Linked DNA regions of Mus musculus: region 1 is linked to region 2. Evidence: chromatin loops called from intact Hi-C (ENCODE). Cell type or tissue: left cerebral cortex. All regions are shown on one strand. Each heading gives the region's core, and the rest is flanking DNA. Links, peaks and the distances in the headings are about the cores only.

Region 1 (8,192 bases), core at 1,096-6,095, 290 kb before region 2:
AAAGGTGCTTGAAATGGGGACAAAGAGACACAGCAGTAAGTCTGTACAATTCCAGGAGTGGCCTTTGGCATATACTCTTACGGCCTAATGACTTTATCAGTAGAGTATAAGTGATAAGGGACAATAGGACAAGAGATTACCATGGGCTCTTCTGTGATCTTCTCAAATTGTATGAGACGAACTCTCCGAGCCTCCTGACCTTTGGCATGGGCAGGGCTACCTGGAGCAGGGGACCCATTGGTGTACATGTCCTCAGTAGTAACATTTGACTGGTTCAATGAAGTCTGTCAAGTTAAAACAGATTAATGGATAAAATACACAGTAAAACTCCATAGTTAATCAACAATCTGTAATTAGAACCCAAAAAGCTTCTAGAATATAAAAAATAGAATATAAAAAAATAGTTATTTTATAAGGTTGACATCTACTCTCATTAGAATCCATGTGAAGCTGTTTGTAAACATTCCTTATTCAATTTAATACACACATTTTACAAGGTCATTGCAGATAAAGGAATGATTTTCATTAAAAAATATTCTGAAGGATTAAGAGATAGCTCATTAACATCATTGGCTATTCTTTGAGAGAACTTGGGTTCAATTTTCAGCACTCACATGGCAGCTCACAACTGTCTGTAACTTAAAAGTTTGGAGGTTGGAGAGATGGCACAGCGGTTAAGAGCACTGACTGCTCTTCTGAAGGTCCTGAGTTCAAATCCCAGCAACCACATGGTGGCTCACAACCATCTGTAATGAGATCTGACGCCCTCTTCTGGTGTGTCTGAAGACAGCTACAGTGTACTTACATATATAATAATAAATAAATCTTGAGTCCACAGAGAGCAGAGGTTCTGAGTTCAATTCTCAGCAACTACATGATGGCTCACAACCATCTGTACAGATAACAGTGTACTCATATACATAAACTAAATAATAAAATAAAAACTTAAAGTTTGGATTATTTGAGGATAATATGAAGACATCTTGCCTTTATTATTCACAAATGTTTGTGCATAAAATAATAAATCAAAACCTACACAGCAAGCCAGAGGAGGAAAAACTAGTGTGAGCTTGGTATTTGGGTATAAACTGAAAATGGAGAGCAGCTTTTTTACTATCCACACACAGAGACACTAGGAAGAGCTGTGAAAAATATATCTTGCCAATTCATTTTTCTGGAGGAAAGAAGAGTCTTGAGTAGGAATCATCATCCCCCCCCCCCCCGCCCCGGCACAGAAGGGTGGGAAGATGACAGACAAGGAGATCTGGCCTAGAAACCTAAGGAGAGAAGTATGTCTTATAACATAGGTGTGCTTTCCACAAAGGTCTCTAAATTTACTGCTTCCTTTCTAACTGAAAAAACAATGAGGACTGGCATAGTGTCACTTACTGTGTAACTTCCACATGAGGAAGTGTTGAGAAATTGTCTTGTTTAGCAGCTAAAATGTCCCAAAACTCATATGACCATCACATGATCTTTATGTTGTAACAAAAATGTTGAAAAGGGGTTGTAATTTGAAAATTAACTTAGAATACCTAGCAACACAGAACTTCACACAACAAACAATTCAATGACACTACAGTCACTGCATGGGAAGACACCATGTAGCCATGAGAAGGAAGCTCTGAGGTAATTTTGAAACCATCTGTTCATGTGGAAAATAAAACAACTTGAAGACAATTATGCTAGTTTCACCATAAATAGTGAAAAAATGAATATATTCACGTTTACCTACACACAAATAATGTCTGGAAGGAACAGTGGTGGTTTCTAGGAAGGGGGAAATTGGTTGGCTACAAGACAGAGTGAAAAGGAAATTGCCTTCACGGGCTAATTTTACTCACCATATCTTCCAAATTGTGCACTATGTGTTTAAATACCTTAAGAAAATAATTTAGCAAAAAAAATATTAAACAGAACTTAAAAACTTGGGACACTTTTTTGGGGGAGGGGGTGAGACAGGGTTTCTCTGTGTAGCCCTGGCTGTCCTGAAACTCACTCTGTAGACCAAGCTGTCCTTGAACTCAGAAACCTACCTGCCTCTGCCTCCCAAGTGCTAGGATTAAAGGCATGTGCCACCACTGCCCAGTGGGACACACTTCTTACGAGAAAAACCCAGTCTAGGATAGATTCCTGGCTCTTTTACTAATGGCTGGTAACTTTGGATTCTTGACCTTCTTGCATTTGTGTTTTTTCAATTGTAAAAATGAGGATGGTAACTTAAGGACTTTACTGGGTTGTGAGCTTAACATAACTTAGAAGCACTGGGTAAATGTGAGCTATGGTTACTATGTTGCTGTACAGCTCTCTATTGGGAGTGCTGACATACCAACAATACCAAAAGAAGCCACTCAAGAAAATGCTCAGCATTCAAATCCTCATATATCCCTTCATTTTTATGTCACAATGATTACTTTCTATTCAGAAAAAATGAAAAATGGAGCTGCTTGAGTTTCAGTTGTTAGAAGCCTGTGTGTGCATCCAGAGTGTACTATACAGATAAAGCACATCAGCCAAAGACCTTTAACCATGTGGCCTTTGGATTGAGAGATGTATTTAGTGCCTGGCAAATAAAGCTCTAGTTAATATATGATTTTAAGACAATACCTGCCAGAAAAATTCTGATTCTTGAGCCCTCCTGTCTCTCCAGTTCTTATCATTTATAGTTAAATAGTTCTAATCTCTATACTTCCCTGGGGAATTGTTGGTTTTCTCATGACTTTTCTAACTTTTTTGTTGTACTTTTTCCCACTCACAAAGTGAAACAGATGTGCATGTGAAGAGTGGGTACTTGTGATTCAGTCAGGGGCTACACAAGGCTGGCAGGTGATAGTAAGGAACTCCCAGCTCTTCTGTATTTAGAGTCATTCATTTCCTTGGACTAGGCATTCTAAGTTCACCATGTGGAAGCAGTTGGCAATGAGCCTAACAGTAGGCTGAACAAATGTTTGTTCATTCCTGTGCTCAGTAGTTCACTGTCATTTTGTTCTGAAGCCAATTGGTTTAAATGAGAAAGTCAACTATAGTTGCCCCTGCTCTATTCACCCCCACTACCCCTGCCCCCACCCCTGCCAATTTTTTCAATCTATTTTTTTATTTCAACTTCCTTTGAGAAACTGTCTCTGCCCTTTGAACTGTGCTGCAGATGTTTCCTCTGAAGGAGGTGTAGGGGGTGAAGCACTGTGGAGTGGCCAGCATTGCTGAAGCCTGCACTTTGTAGAATCTAGGAGTTAAAGGGCAAACAGGACAGCCTGTGCAGAGACACCAAGGTTCAATGCCATGTACAATAGCAGAAAACAAGTCTTGGTTGAATCAGTAGGGAGCATGGTCAGTGAGTCTGCTCCTGATTATCATTCTACCAGAGAAAAAGACTCCTTCTTAGGTTTGGCTGTATCATTTGAAGAGGATATTTCCATTCAAGGTCTGTGTTTTCAGAGAATTTAAACTAAAAAAACAAAAAGTACTATTTTCAAATTATTTAGTCTTTGCCCCAGTTTTCTCAGTACCTAGTATAGTCTGTTAGTCTTCTTCATATTCTGTCCTTCACTTCTAGGATATCTATGATTTTATTTTTCAAAACCAGAAAGACCTAGATACCTTACAGATAGGAATTTGGTTTTATTGTGGCCACAGTGGCTTAAGTAGATTAGAATTTTTATCACATTAAGTTTTGTTCTTTGCACTTTATTTGCTCACCTTAAATAAGACACTGAACTAGAACATCAGGAATAGATGTTTCCTTCAGCAGTCATGACACTTTGGAGGGAGGTCTGATAATTTCTTGCTGTAAAAAATAAATCCATCTAGTTGTGACACTAAAAATGTCCTGAAGTCTGACATGTTAGCCCATATAGTGCCTATAAACTCAGGAGGCTGAGGCAGGAGAATTGCAAGGAATTCAAGGCCAGTTGGGGCAACTGAGTAAGCTACAAGGTAACCTGAGCTAGTGTGAGACAGCGTCTCAAAGCAAGAAACAAACAGATAAACAAAAAAAGCAAAATGTCCTCCTACTTGCCAGCAAGAGAGATAAAATTTGCTGACATTTAATTGGTGCACAGTTTCTTCCCCTAAGCAGTGAGTTGCTCTGTCAGTGTTACTAAAAGAGGACTTTGGGTGTGGAGCATAGAAAGGCAAGATTAAATAACCATACTTCCAAAACTAGCTTGGGGAGGGGAAATGACACCAGAGATAGGGAAAAGGAAACAGAGCTCCAGAATTGAGGAACCAGAATACAACTGTCATAATATGGATTTTTTTCTCGTATTAATTCTTCACTTTTTCTTTTTTTCCCTTTATCAAAAAAAAAAAAGTGATCAAAACACATAATAGCTACCATTCCTGTAAAGGTTTTTGGATTTATTTCCTCAGTTTCATCTAGTATCATCTTTGAACATTTTGTGTAAGTAATGTATGTTGTTTAATAGCTGTACCTTCCTATCACAAAGCCATCTTCGCTGTATCACAAGCAGCATCATAAATCTCCCAGGAGAAGGGACTGGGGAGCAGAGGGAGCAGGGTCCGTAGGTGAATGGGGAGGGGGAGACATGTTACATAGAATCTAATCACAACCACCTCTGGAGGCCTGACATATTAGATTAATAACTATTTACTGTCTAACACTGGAATATGAATGCTACCTTAGTTTACAGCATAGCACAAGGAGACCCCCTGAAATGAAATGCAGAGGGAAATGTGTGAGCTTTTTAGAGCACGAAGTTGGTTTTCACAACCATGTCTGTGAAACAACACAAACGCTCAATAACAGCCAGGCAGATCTACTATTGGATGTGTTCCTTAAAGTCTTATTTTCCTTCTTCAAGTCTGTTAGTAGACTTCCATCCATGAGCAAGTTTTCTTTGACCTTAAGTATTCATTTAGTCCTGGCCTGCCTCTCGGGATTTTCACCTAGGAGGGCTGCTCCAGGCAACTATCCACCACACCCAGATCTCAGCAGGAATCGGGCCCAGTGCTAAGGCCTCCACCCTGGGGGCAAGACACCCAAGATCTGGCCATCCGGGGACAGAGCGCTTGGGAACAAGGCCATGGATAGGAAAAATCCAGCAGCAGATGGAAAGGCCTGGATCCTAGACCCAACCCGAACCCAGAGGACCCCAGGGGTCCCGCTAACCTCAGGTCGGTTACGCTTCTGTAGTAAGTGCTCCAGGTAGAGGTCCGAAAGTGCGGTGCGCATGCTGTTCCCTCCCTCGCCTTCGCTCGACTTGAGCGTCATCTCTCAGGAGCAGAGACAACCAGACGCAGTAGCCGCAGAGCTTTGAGCCCAGGAATCGCAAATCGGGGAACTGCGGCCTGTTCAGAGACGAGCTAGACTAAGGCGGCGGAGGAGGCAGGGATCAAGAGCTGCGCTGAGAGCCAGGAGGGCCAAGCAGAGCAGTACCCACGCTCCGCCTACTCTCCACCCTGGCCCGCCCCTAAGCCCACCCACGCCTTGGCCTTCCTTGTGCTTAGCGATTGGAGAAGGCGCAGTTTAGCGTTGCTTGAAAGCTCCGCTCTAACCACGCCTCTGCGGGCCCTGTCGAGATGCGCAGCCAGCATCCCTGAAAAGATAAAATTCCGAGACAGGAGCTTCCATTCTCTCTCTTACTCGCACGACCTGTGAACTACCGAAGCGGATCCCAAAATGTCCAACTACTGCAACTGCAGCTCTTTTACCAACCACGAGTTGCAACTAGCTGAGTGAACTTTACATCCAGATTGCTCCTGACATCAGGAATCAACCAGCTACCCTGAAGAATGTAGGGGCTCTTAAATTGGTCCCAAGGCCAATGCACCTTTCCAGGTTTAGACTTGTAAAAGTGTGCTGCTGGTACCATCATTTACATTGGTATATGCTATTCAGCGAGGAAAGATGGGACTGCCCTCAAGAGCAAACTGGTTTTATTTACCTTAGGCCAGATCTCCTGTTGTTAATGCCACACAATTTCTAGGAATCAACAGAAGCAAATGGAACAAATAATCTTCAAGAATTGGAGTAAACGCCCTAAACTTCCAAATGGTCTGGAGACTAATGAAAGACTTTCTAAACAAAATGAATGTTTACTGGGTTTAAAGGCTCCTTGGGAATCCTGTCCTAAAATTCAGAGCTTGTATGATTGATAGCTTACACTCTCCCCCGTCCCTAGAAGAATTACTTTTAGGTGGAGAGAGAGGAGAAGAAAAGAGAAGAGAAGAGAAAAGGGGAGGAGAGAAGGGCAAAGGAGGAGATCTTGGTACAGAGGAAGAGAATACACTGAGCAATGTTACAGAATAATCAACTATGTAACACCTCTGTGCCCATATACAAAGGTACTCAATAATAAAAACAGCTAGGTGAGTAAATAAGGCCTTTCATTAACTGACAGTGGAACTGGAAAGGATGAAATTGGAACCTTGGTTTATGTGATACACAATGAAGATGAACCTCAGTTGGCGGACTGCTTAGCTAGCATGCAAAATCCCTGGGTTCAACTCTCAGTAATGCACACACTATTCATGATAGTGCGTGCCTATAATCTTAGCATTTTGGAGGTGGAGTTAATAGGATCAGAAGTTCAAAGTCATTCTCAGTCACTCAGTAAGTTTGAGGGCAACCTAGAATACATAAGACCTTGTCTCAAAACAAAACTAATAATAAGTAAATAAGAAAAAGAACTTTAAAAAATCAGAATATTTTATTCCACTTAAATATATGGATGTTGGAGAGTATATATTTTTAAGGAAAATGTAATTATATATTTTTATAACATGACACATAATCAAGTCTTTTTATTCTTTTTATCATATATATTATTGTATTTATTCACTTTGTATCCTGCTCACTGTCTCCTCCCAGTCACCTCCTCCTACCATTCTTTCTCCCATCCCCCCTTCTCCTCTGAGTAGGTGGGGGTTCCTGAGTATTCCCCCACCCTGATACATTAAGTCTCTGTGAGGCTAGGTGCATCCTCTTCCACTGAGGCCAGATAAGGCAGCCCAGCTAGAAGAGTATACCCCACCTACAGGCAACAGCTTTTGGGATAGCACCTGCTCCAGTTGTTGGGAAGAAAAAGAACTTTTTTAAAACAAAAGAGAACTAGACATAGTGGCACATACCTGTAATCTCAGTGCTTGGGTGGTAGATACTGGAGAATCTTGAGTTTAAACTCAGCTTCTGCTACAAGGTGAATTTGAATCCAACTTGAGCTATACCAAACACTTTCTCAGAAACAAACAATCCCCAAACTATGAGAGAATGGGAAGCTGACTCACTGGTTAGGATAACTTACTGTTCAAGCATGAAGACCTGAATTTAAATTCCCAGCAACCACTTAAAAAGCTGGTCATGGCCAAACATGCTCGTAACCCCAGAGCTATGAAGAGAAATAAGAGAATCTGTTGGCTGCCAGCATAGCTCCAGAGTCAGTGAGAGACCCTATATTAAGGAAAATAGGGTGAAGAGTGATAGAGAAAAACACATAAGGTCATCCTCCCATTTCTATATATGCATGGGGTTTGTGAATCTATACATACGTGAGTGTATACAACTTTCTAAGTATCCTTCACATACACATGTAGACACACACACACACACACACACACAAAAACCAATAAGCTTGGCGTGGTGGCACACTCCTTTAATCCCAGCACTTGGGAGGCAGAGGCAGGCGGATTTCTGAGTTCTAGGCCAGCCTGGCTACAAAGTGAGTTCCAGGACAGCCAGAGCTATACAGAGGAACCCTGTCTCGAAAAACAAGAACAAGAACAAGAACAACAACAACAACAACAACAACAACAACAACAACAAAAAACCCAAAACAATAAATATAATGACATTTCAATATATAAAAGCAAGAAATGTTTCTATTATGAATGTATAAAGACATTGTTTAGCTCTATCCTCTTAGCCAAACAGCCACCATCTTCATTAATTCATCTGTATCTGCTAGCAAAAGATCATCATATTTGGGTTTGTTGACTGTTAACCTACTCTTATAGAAGGAGGGTATGTGGGAGGCTACAGGACTCTCACTTGCCTATTCAGCCATTCCTGTCAATCAGTTGTAACTAATTTTGTTCTAATTGTTCTGGGTCTTGGGAGGGACTAGAGTGTATAGACTGAGGAAGGTTAACATAATGAAACTCCATCTGTGTGGCTACAGGGAAGCCATCATCCATGTTGGGATAAAGGCTTTCCAGAGGAACTGCTTTGCTTTAAT
Region 2 (8,192 bases), core at 1,158-6,157:
AATAAAGGAATTAAAATAAAACCTAGTCCTTTTTTTTTTTTTTTTAGGGATGCCATCCTGAATTTGATTTTTCCTTAACACTGTTTTTCTGCCTGTGCCCTAAAAGGTAAGTAGGAATAAAAATTGTTGTCTCAAAATGGGTATGTTGGTGCATGCCTGTAACCCCAGGATGACAGAGGCTGAGCAAGGTTCAGCCCAGTCTGGGATACATAGAAAGTTTGGCTAATCTCTAGGTTAAGGAGATAAGGAGGCCTTGTCTCAAAAAAAAAAAAAGAAAAGAAAATAGAAACAAAGAGAGAGAGAGAGACAGAAAGAGAGAGACAGAGGCAGAGAGAGAGAAAAGAAAGAAAGAGAAAGAAAATATAGTGACTAATAAATAGGCATCATAGTTAGCCATTTATTCCCTGAGTGATTATGACTTTGAACCTCTCACATGTTCCCCCTTTCACCTGGATGTACTCTCATTTCCAACTTATTTATGAAAGAAACCTTTTTCTATAACCAAACCTCCTTTCTATAATATGGCAATATCACCTCTTCTGTACAGTCAAAAGTTATGAGTTATCTTGAATTTTTTCCATTCATTTGCTATAGTTTATGTAACCAATTCTAGCAATATCATTATTGCCACTGTATTCAACCCCAAATTTCTTTCAAATACCAGGGCTGTCTCAAGCTTCATACTTTTGCTGTTCCATGAGTCTCTAGCTATAAAACTTGGAATTTTTTTCATTCAGCAAATACAAATGTTCTGCCTTTCTTCTAGAGCTTTAGAAAGATCATCCCCAGCAAATTCTAATATAAAAATAAAATGAGTGCACACACATACACACAAACACACACACACACGGAACATTTTGAAAGGAGAATCCAACTGTTAAAGGCTTCAAGACCATTTCAACTTCATAGGTATAGATAGGTCCTAGCAACAACCAACATGTTGACATTTACATTTCTTTTGAATCAAAACAAAACTTTATTGGTCATACTGACATTGAAAGGAAATAATTCCAGTGGAAGAGAAGGCAGATAGCATGTAATATTCTAAATTATTATAAGGCACTACAAAATGTTCTTAGAAGAAAGGCATTATAGTGTGCTGCTATAACCTCCAGAGGATAACAGGTTGAGCACTGACAATACGAGCCTGGGAACAACACTCGGCACATTAACCTGGATTTATGTGTCCTATCATTAAGAGGGCAAATTGGCCCAGAGGCAATTCCAGTGATCAAGGGTCTAATAAGCCACCACATAACTATGAAACCGTCGACACCCTCAATAGAGAAATGCAAAGGCTTAGCAAAAGGCATCCAGATCAAAGTCTATAAAAAATCACATGTTGGATGAATGAAACATCATTTCTATAAATGTGATTCTTAGAACACTTTCCCAACATTTTCCTTGGTCAAATAAGTTTGGGAATATTGGAGAGTATAAAAGCACATTAGCATAGTAAAAACTCCAACCAACTTATACTGTACAGAGATTTTATATAGTTTTAACATTTCCCAAATTTATTTGACTAGAGAACATTTTTTGGCATATGGTATTTGTTCACAAATTTCAGGATTCCCCCAACTAAGGAATATCTTAATCTCAGGATAAACTTAGTTACAAGGTACAATACAATACATGGAATATAACCTATGCAATTTAACTTAAAATACTACCAGTTTCAAATACAAATATATCCCCAAAATGTTTGCATAACTTTACAGCTATCACAACCACTAAGAGATTTCCTCCATAAAAGTTGCCTTCATTCCGAAAGCCATGTTGACTTAGACAAATTATTTTTAGATACTTTGTAAATTAGGTTCTAAATGAATGATGGAATACAGAAGAGCTTTCTTTGGTTGTAATTTAAGTAGAACCATCATTTTTCCTTACAGAAAGGATGATTTTATATATTTTTCTTTAAAAGAATATGATTTGCTTTAATTTTGAGGTGTTTAAGTTTTTTAACTAGCATCAATAAGTTGAATGCCCTAGTTATTTGAAGTTATTTAATAATGCCATCCAATTATAACTTCAGTTGGCAAAGAATACAGGCCTAGGTATCAGCTTGCCTGATGAATGAATCCCGCTTCTGTCACTGAGAAGCTTTATGACCATCAGACAACCTACTTTTTCCTCCACTTTCTCTGAGGTGTAAAATTATGAACACATTGATTGTAATGATACTTAGTAAACACTTCTCATAGGTTTTAACATACGTTTAGGTATATTAACCCATTTGATCTTTACAGTCTTCATGGGATGCTATGAGTCAGGGATTAGTATTATTCCCACTTAAAGGTGATGAATATAAGGCACACAGAAGTTAGGTAACTAGTCTACTAGTTCACACAACTAGAGGTTGCAGAGCCTGATTCCAGTTGAGGCAGTTCATAGACACTATATATGTAAATTCTTAGTAGAGTCTTTAGCCTATAATAAGCTTGCTATAAATATTAATCATTACTTCCCTCTCCAGTCAAATGTTTGGAGCTATGATAGGTAGCATGAACACTCTAGAATATGAGACTGACTAAAATCAACAAACAAAAGTATTTTTCTTCTTGAAGGTAGCTAAACAAATTGATAAACTAAAAATATCCCTTAAGCAAATATAGTAAGATGAGCAGTCCATGCTGCCCCATCAAGGCAGGACATGTTAGCTATGAACAGTAACTGAAAATAACATATGATATAAAACTGAAACTTAGAGAGAAGATATAGATAGGTCCAATTACACCCCTGCAATTTCTCCAATCTTTATCATTATAAAACTTAAATCATGGAAAGATGTGGACTAAGCATTAGGCAAAAACAGAGGTTGCTAGCATATATATTGTACCACAGTGCTCTGGACTTGGGACAGTATTTGTATGGAGACTTAGGTTGGAACTGACTTGGGAGAAAAGAGCAAAGCATCAACACCTCTTCAAGTAACACCTTCAATATGTTCCCTTTCCAGTACTGCCATATCTGTCTGGCTTCAGAACTACAAAAGGAATTTTTAAAAAAAACAAATTCAAACAAAAGCATATGAGATGTGGAGGCTGTGTGGTATATATTTTGCATTCATTTATAATCAGTACTAAACCCCTTGTGTAATTGGTAAACTTGTAATTTTTTAAGGAAGATTTGTATATTTTCCCCTCAGTTCATTGGCATATTTTAAAATAAAATTAGTTTTATATATAAGTTAACCATGTCTGACACCAAGGAAATGATCAGAGGGAATCTGTAATTTTCTATAATTAGTTACTTGATGTGATACATTCAAACTTGAACAATAAAGTCCCTCCATCCTTCTCTTCCTGTACCAGACAAATATATATCTAAAAGCTTTTGTAAAAAGTAGCAGCAAGCAAACTGGAGTTACTTTTTCAGATACAGTAAAACACTGTTTCTGTCAAAGGCTACTCACATGAATAAAATGTTTCTTGGACTAATTATTCCGCCTCCAGCACAGCTAGGCTAAAACTTCCAGGTCCCCCACCCCGGGACACTCAAGCAGGGTTCGCGTTGTGAGCCTAGGACGAACCAAGGGGCATCCCGAGCCGAGGTCACTAGAACTGAAGGTAGGAGGTGCAGGCCAGCAGCCGGAAGTGGTCCAAGGGCTGTGACTTGGAAATAAAAGAAAATAAAATAAAACCTTAACTGTTTTAGGACCGACTTTCAAAAGAGGCCCTTTATTCGCAGCGATGTCGCCTCAAAGTGCTGTCCGTGACGCATGTAGGCCGCGCCGGGCTCTCATCAGCGGGCGGGCAAAATGGGCGCCAGCACTATGAAGGCGTCTGCCCTGGCGGCCTGGAGCTACTCACAGCCTACGTCCGCCCCGGCGGGGGAACACCGCCTCCCTGCTGCCCAGCTAGCTGCCCAGCCTGACGCGTAGACCTCTTTCGCCAGCCACCACCCAACGTCCCAATGCTTTGCTAGCCGAGACCAACCCGCTCTTCTCCCAGGTGCTGCTAGGCGGGCACCGCCTCTGAGCCCCAGGCTCCGCCCCTGTGGAACCCGCGCTGTTCTTCCAGGGCTGGGCGGAGCCTCAAGCTAAGGGCTGGTCGCTGCGTCTGAGCGCCGGGTTGGACGAGCCGCTGTGCGCCCTTGGCGGACGTGAGCGGAAAGAAGATGGCGGTGCAGGTGGTGCAAGCTGTGCAGGCGGTTCATCTTGAGTCTGACGCTTTCCTAGTTTGTCTCAACCATGCTCTGAGCACAGAAAAGGAGGAAGTGATGGGTCTGTGTATAGGGGAGGTAAGTTGGCCACCTTGGCTGAAATCTTGCTGATCAATACCCTGTGTTCCTGGAGGCGGCTGGGAGGCCATAGGGATGTGATTTGGATCCTTTGAGGTGTTTTATTTTGTTGTTCGAGACAGGGTTTCTCTGTGTAGCCCCGGCTGTCCTGGAACTCACGCTGTAGACCAGGCTGGCCTCGAACTCAGAAATCCGCCTGCCTCTGCCTCCCGAGTGCTGGGATTCCGGCTTCCTTTGAGTTTTTAATGCTGTCGCGGGGTACTTTTCTTCTGGCGCTCTGATCCATGCTTATGTTCCTGTAAACCCTCAGCGGTCTGCATGAACTCAGGGGATGGGGGTTATCATACCAGTGATTAAAACTGCAAACCAGGCCAGAAACACATTCTGGCATGAGTTATCCAGATATTAGAAAACCAGTAGCCCAGGTTACAGCCTTGTGTCTTGCCACCAGTTTTTCCTATGTGAAGCAGAGCTAGCTATCACTAAAGCATTTTTAAAGCCCAGCAAAGAACTCAAACAGAAGGGTTTCATGGACTCCAAAGTCTCTTTGTGGTTAAATGTTACAGATATTTGAAAGTAGATGAGGAAGTACAGTGTAGCTTTAAAGTACTCAGAATGAATTCTCCAGTCTTTCATACTGTTGTGTGTGAACATATGGCCTAATTTTCATGTAAATGTGCATCCCTATAACTAACTAAATGTGTCATTAATATTTTCTGCTCTTTCCTACTCTAGTTGAATGATGACATAAGGTAAGACTATATTTGTTTATTTACATATTATAAACTAAACTGATTCTTAGTGAAGAAGTACAGCAACTTTTTAACAGTATTTACATGTTTTATCTTAATATTAACAGTATAGAGATGCCTCACTATAATCTGAGTTCTACCGTGATCCTAAAGATTCATTTTAACCTTATATCATAGCATAATCTTTATGTAAAATATATATGCTCCTATGTGGAAAATCTGGCAGAAGAAACCAACATCATAAGTGAATTTGTAAAAGTTCTTAAACATAGAATTTTGTTGGAGATCCAGAGCCTAACTGATTACTGCATAATAGCTAAATGAATAGAACTTTGTTGACTGGAATAAAGGCAGCTTATTAAAAATGACTATCAATATACTTGACATTTGGTTCTATTACATTCCATTTTCTCGCTTTATTTGTTTTATATCTCTCTTCCCTGAAACACCAGGGATAGGCCACTTACTTTCCTTATGGCAGATAATGCCTACATATTGAGAGGCTTTTCCCTTGTTGACCCATTACCCATCTAAATTATCAGTGGATTTCTGTCCCACCCCTGTGAATCCTACAGATCCTAGTAGCTTAAAAGCTTCAGAGATGGTAAAACCTTTGAGTCTCTATTGTTTAAACTGCAAAGCGTAGCTTATTGTTTATCAAGCCTTCTCCTTAAAACCTGGAATCTACTCTGTTCTTCTTCCTCCCTCTTCTGTTTCAGCTAAGGTTACATTGCAAAAACTGTTTATGTTAGTTTTCCTTGACTCCTTTTTCTATTCTAAACCACAATTACTCTCTTTTCTAATCTATCTCCAATAGGAGTGACTCCAAATTTACATACACTGGAACGGAAATGCGCACAGTCCAAGAAAAGGTATGTATGATAAAATTCTGGATGATCAAAATTTATGATTGGGGAGAAAGTTCAGCAGTCTGTTTGAGGACTTCAGCCAGGATATTAATCCACTTTGTAATTGTGCAGCATAGTTTTTTTCCATACTAAAATCAGATGAAAAATCTCATGAGAATGGGACCTAGTTAGTTTCTGGCTTTTCTCCTGAGTGTTCATTCCCACCTCAGTTTTCCTGCCATTCTCTAGGCTAATTGTATAAAACTAGTTAGATTTTCCTTCAATATATTAGAGCCCAAGGAGTCTGTAAAGTACAGTAAAAGTAATTGTTTCTTATCCTTTCTCCAAGCTACTAGGGAAAGCATCTACTTACTTACTTACTATCTTTATTTCCTATATACAAATTCCTTCACTATAACCTCTAAGCCTCCTTAATTCCTGTATTAAAGTTTTCTAGAGGAACAGAAGCAATAGAATTGAAATCTCTTTCTTACAAGAGGAAATTTATAGGATTTATTACCCAGTTGGGGCCTGGGTGGTCCAAAATTGGCCGTGTGCTTGCTGGAGAGTGGGATAATTCCATACAGGCTAAATCAAGAAAATGAAAGCCTCAGCTCAAGGAGGATAAATGCTGTAGCTCTACTGCAGGCCTAGAAACTCCCAGGAGTTTAGCTGGTGTGCATCTTCACTGGATGGCTGAAGGCTATTGGGTCTGGTGGCTGTTGGTGATAGATACAATGCTACATGCACTAGCTCAGGAAGGATGGAACTAGCCTGCCCTGCTCTTCTCTTTCTTTAATTTCATCTGGATTCCCAGACTATTGCATGGAGAATCCACATCCAGGGGGAAAGACTCTCCTGCTACTCTCCTGTAAATCAGTCCTCCTTTAAAATGCTGGAATGGGCACACCAACAGGGAGTGTCCCTAATCTTACTCAAGAAACCATTCAACCCAACCAAATTGACAACCTAGATTTACCATAACATTTTTCCTATGTATAAGGCTACAAATGATATACTTAAGTCACTCTCAGTTTTTAAAAGGAACAAAAGCCTTCTTATTAATTCTATATATCCCTTTGGTCAATACTCTTTTGTAAACTTTTTTATTCCCCTTGATCTTTTTATTTGGAGTTTGTTATTTTTAGTAGTTACTAATTTATATATAAATTTTAATTGCCATTTTCTTGCTTACTATTTAATCTACCTTTTGTCTTGAATTACTCTTTTTCTCTTTTCTTACTTTCTTTTGTATTATTCAAATATATTTTATTATTCTATTTGGCCCTCCATTTATTAGTTACAATAACCTTTTATTTTTTACTGGTTATTCTACATATTTTAATATGTTTTCTTCATTTGTTAAGTGTAATACAACTATTTTTACTGTTTTTCCAATACAATTTTGTAATATCTTAATAAACTCACTCTAAGGTGAAAATATCATACACCCAAGTGTATAATACACCTAAAGTACCAGACTTCCTAGGAAGACTCAAATTTAGAGTACAATTTCTGTCTAATGTATACCACCTCCCCATCAATGTAAAGTTGAAAAATCCTTGGTAAAATAATTATAAGTTGGGGAGTATTCATAATAAAATTTTAGAACATTTGTTATGTTAATTTATACCCTTTACTTTTTGGGTTATTGTCATACCTTTTAATTACATATATTAGTATATTATATATTGTATATGTATGTATGTATAAAAGCTTTATTTAACATTATTACTACTATTTTGTACACTCTGTATTCATTGTGTTTATACAGATATTTATATGGCACTTTCCTTTTTGTAATTTTCTGGAATTACCTTTCTTTCTGAAGAACTATAACATTTCTGTTTTTATAATTCCCTCCATTGGATATCTGAATATGTCTTTTATTTTATCTGCAGTTTAAAGGATACATTCTTTGACTATAGAATTCCTGGTTTGCATCTATTTTATTTTAGTATTCTAAGATATAATCTTTGGGATTTCATAGTTCCTGTTGAAAAGTCAGTTATTTGTCTTGTTATTCTTTGAGAGGCTATGTATGCATCTATATCTGTTTCTAATTTTCTTTTTCATCTGTTTTATGCCTGCCATACATTGTAGTAGTTACTGGTGAGAAAGCATAAATAAAAAATGGTCTCTGTTCCTGAGAAGCTTGCATCCTAATAGAGGAGAAAAGTGTGAAAATAATTATGACACAGTGTGTGTTCTAGTAAAAATAGGTGCATAATGATTATGAAAGAATACGTATGCAGGAGAAAATGATTTTATGCTTATTATATGATCAGGAACTTAATATGAAAGTGCTCTCAGAATATTTGTGAAAATATTTACACAGAAGGGAGAA

Evidence for each region. A loop is a pair of places that touch in the nucleus more often than their neighbours do. Peaks named below come from ENCODE experiments on the same cell type or tissue, not always from the same donor. Only the 100,000 strongest peaks of a DNase experiment are listed, where the experiment ranks them.
Region 1: it touches region 2 in a loop (2.4-fold over the local background); 1 of 42 quality-filtered maps calls a loop at or near these places.

The regions. Positions count from the first base shown.
Region 1 is chrX:75,125,597-75,133,788 of GRCm38, forward strand. Mpp1 (membrane protein, palmitoylated) reads right to left here and starts at 5,420. Exons shown (of 12, transcript NM_008621.3): 1 at 5,129-5,420; 2 at 141-284. The coding sequence starts at 5,230. In left cerebral cortex, for the core only: no CTCF peak of the experiment used is centred there; DNase peaks (open chromatin) are centred at 4,018 and 5,423; H3K4me3 peaks cover 1,686 bases; H3K27ac peaks cover 880 bases.
Region 2 is chrX:75,412,597-75,420,788 of GRCm38, forward strand. Cmc4 (C-x(9)-C motif containing 4) reads right to left here and starts at 3,988. Exons shown (of 4, transcript NM_001294277.1): 1 at 3,942-3,988; 2 at 3,419-3,617. It overlaps Mtcp1 (mature T cell proliferation 1), which reads right to left and starts at 3,988. Exons shown (of 5, transcript NM_001039373.5): 1 at 3,419-3,988. Brcc3 (BRCA1/BRCA2-containing complex, subunit 3) reads left to right here and starts at 4,032. Exons shown (of 10, transcript NM_001358737.1): 1 at 4,032-4,245; 2 at 4,981-4,997; 3 at 5,815-5,869. The coding sequence starts at 4,123. In left cerebral cortex, for the core only: a CTCF peak has its summit at 4,099; a DNase peak (open chromatin) is centred at 4,029; H3K4me3 peaks cover 1,995 bases; H3K27ac peaks cover 920 bases.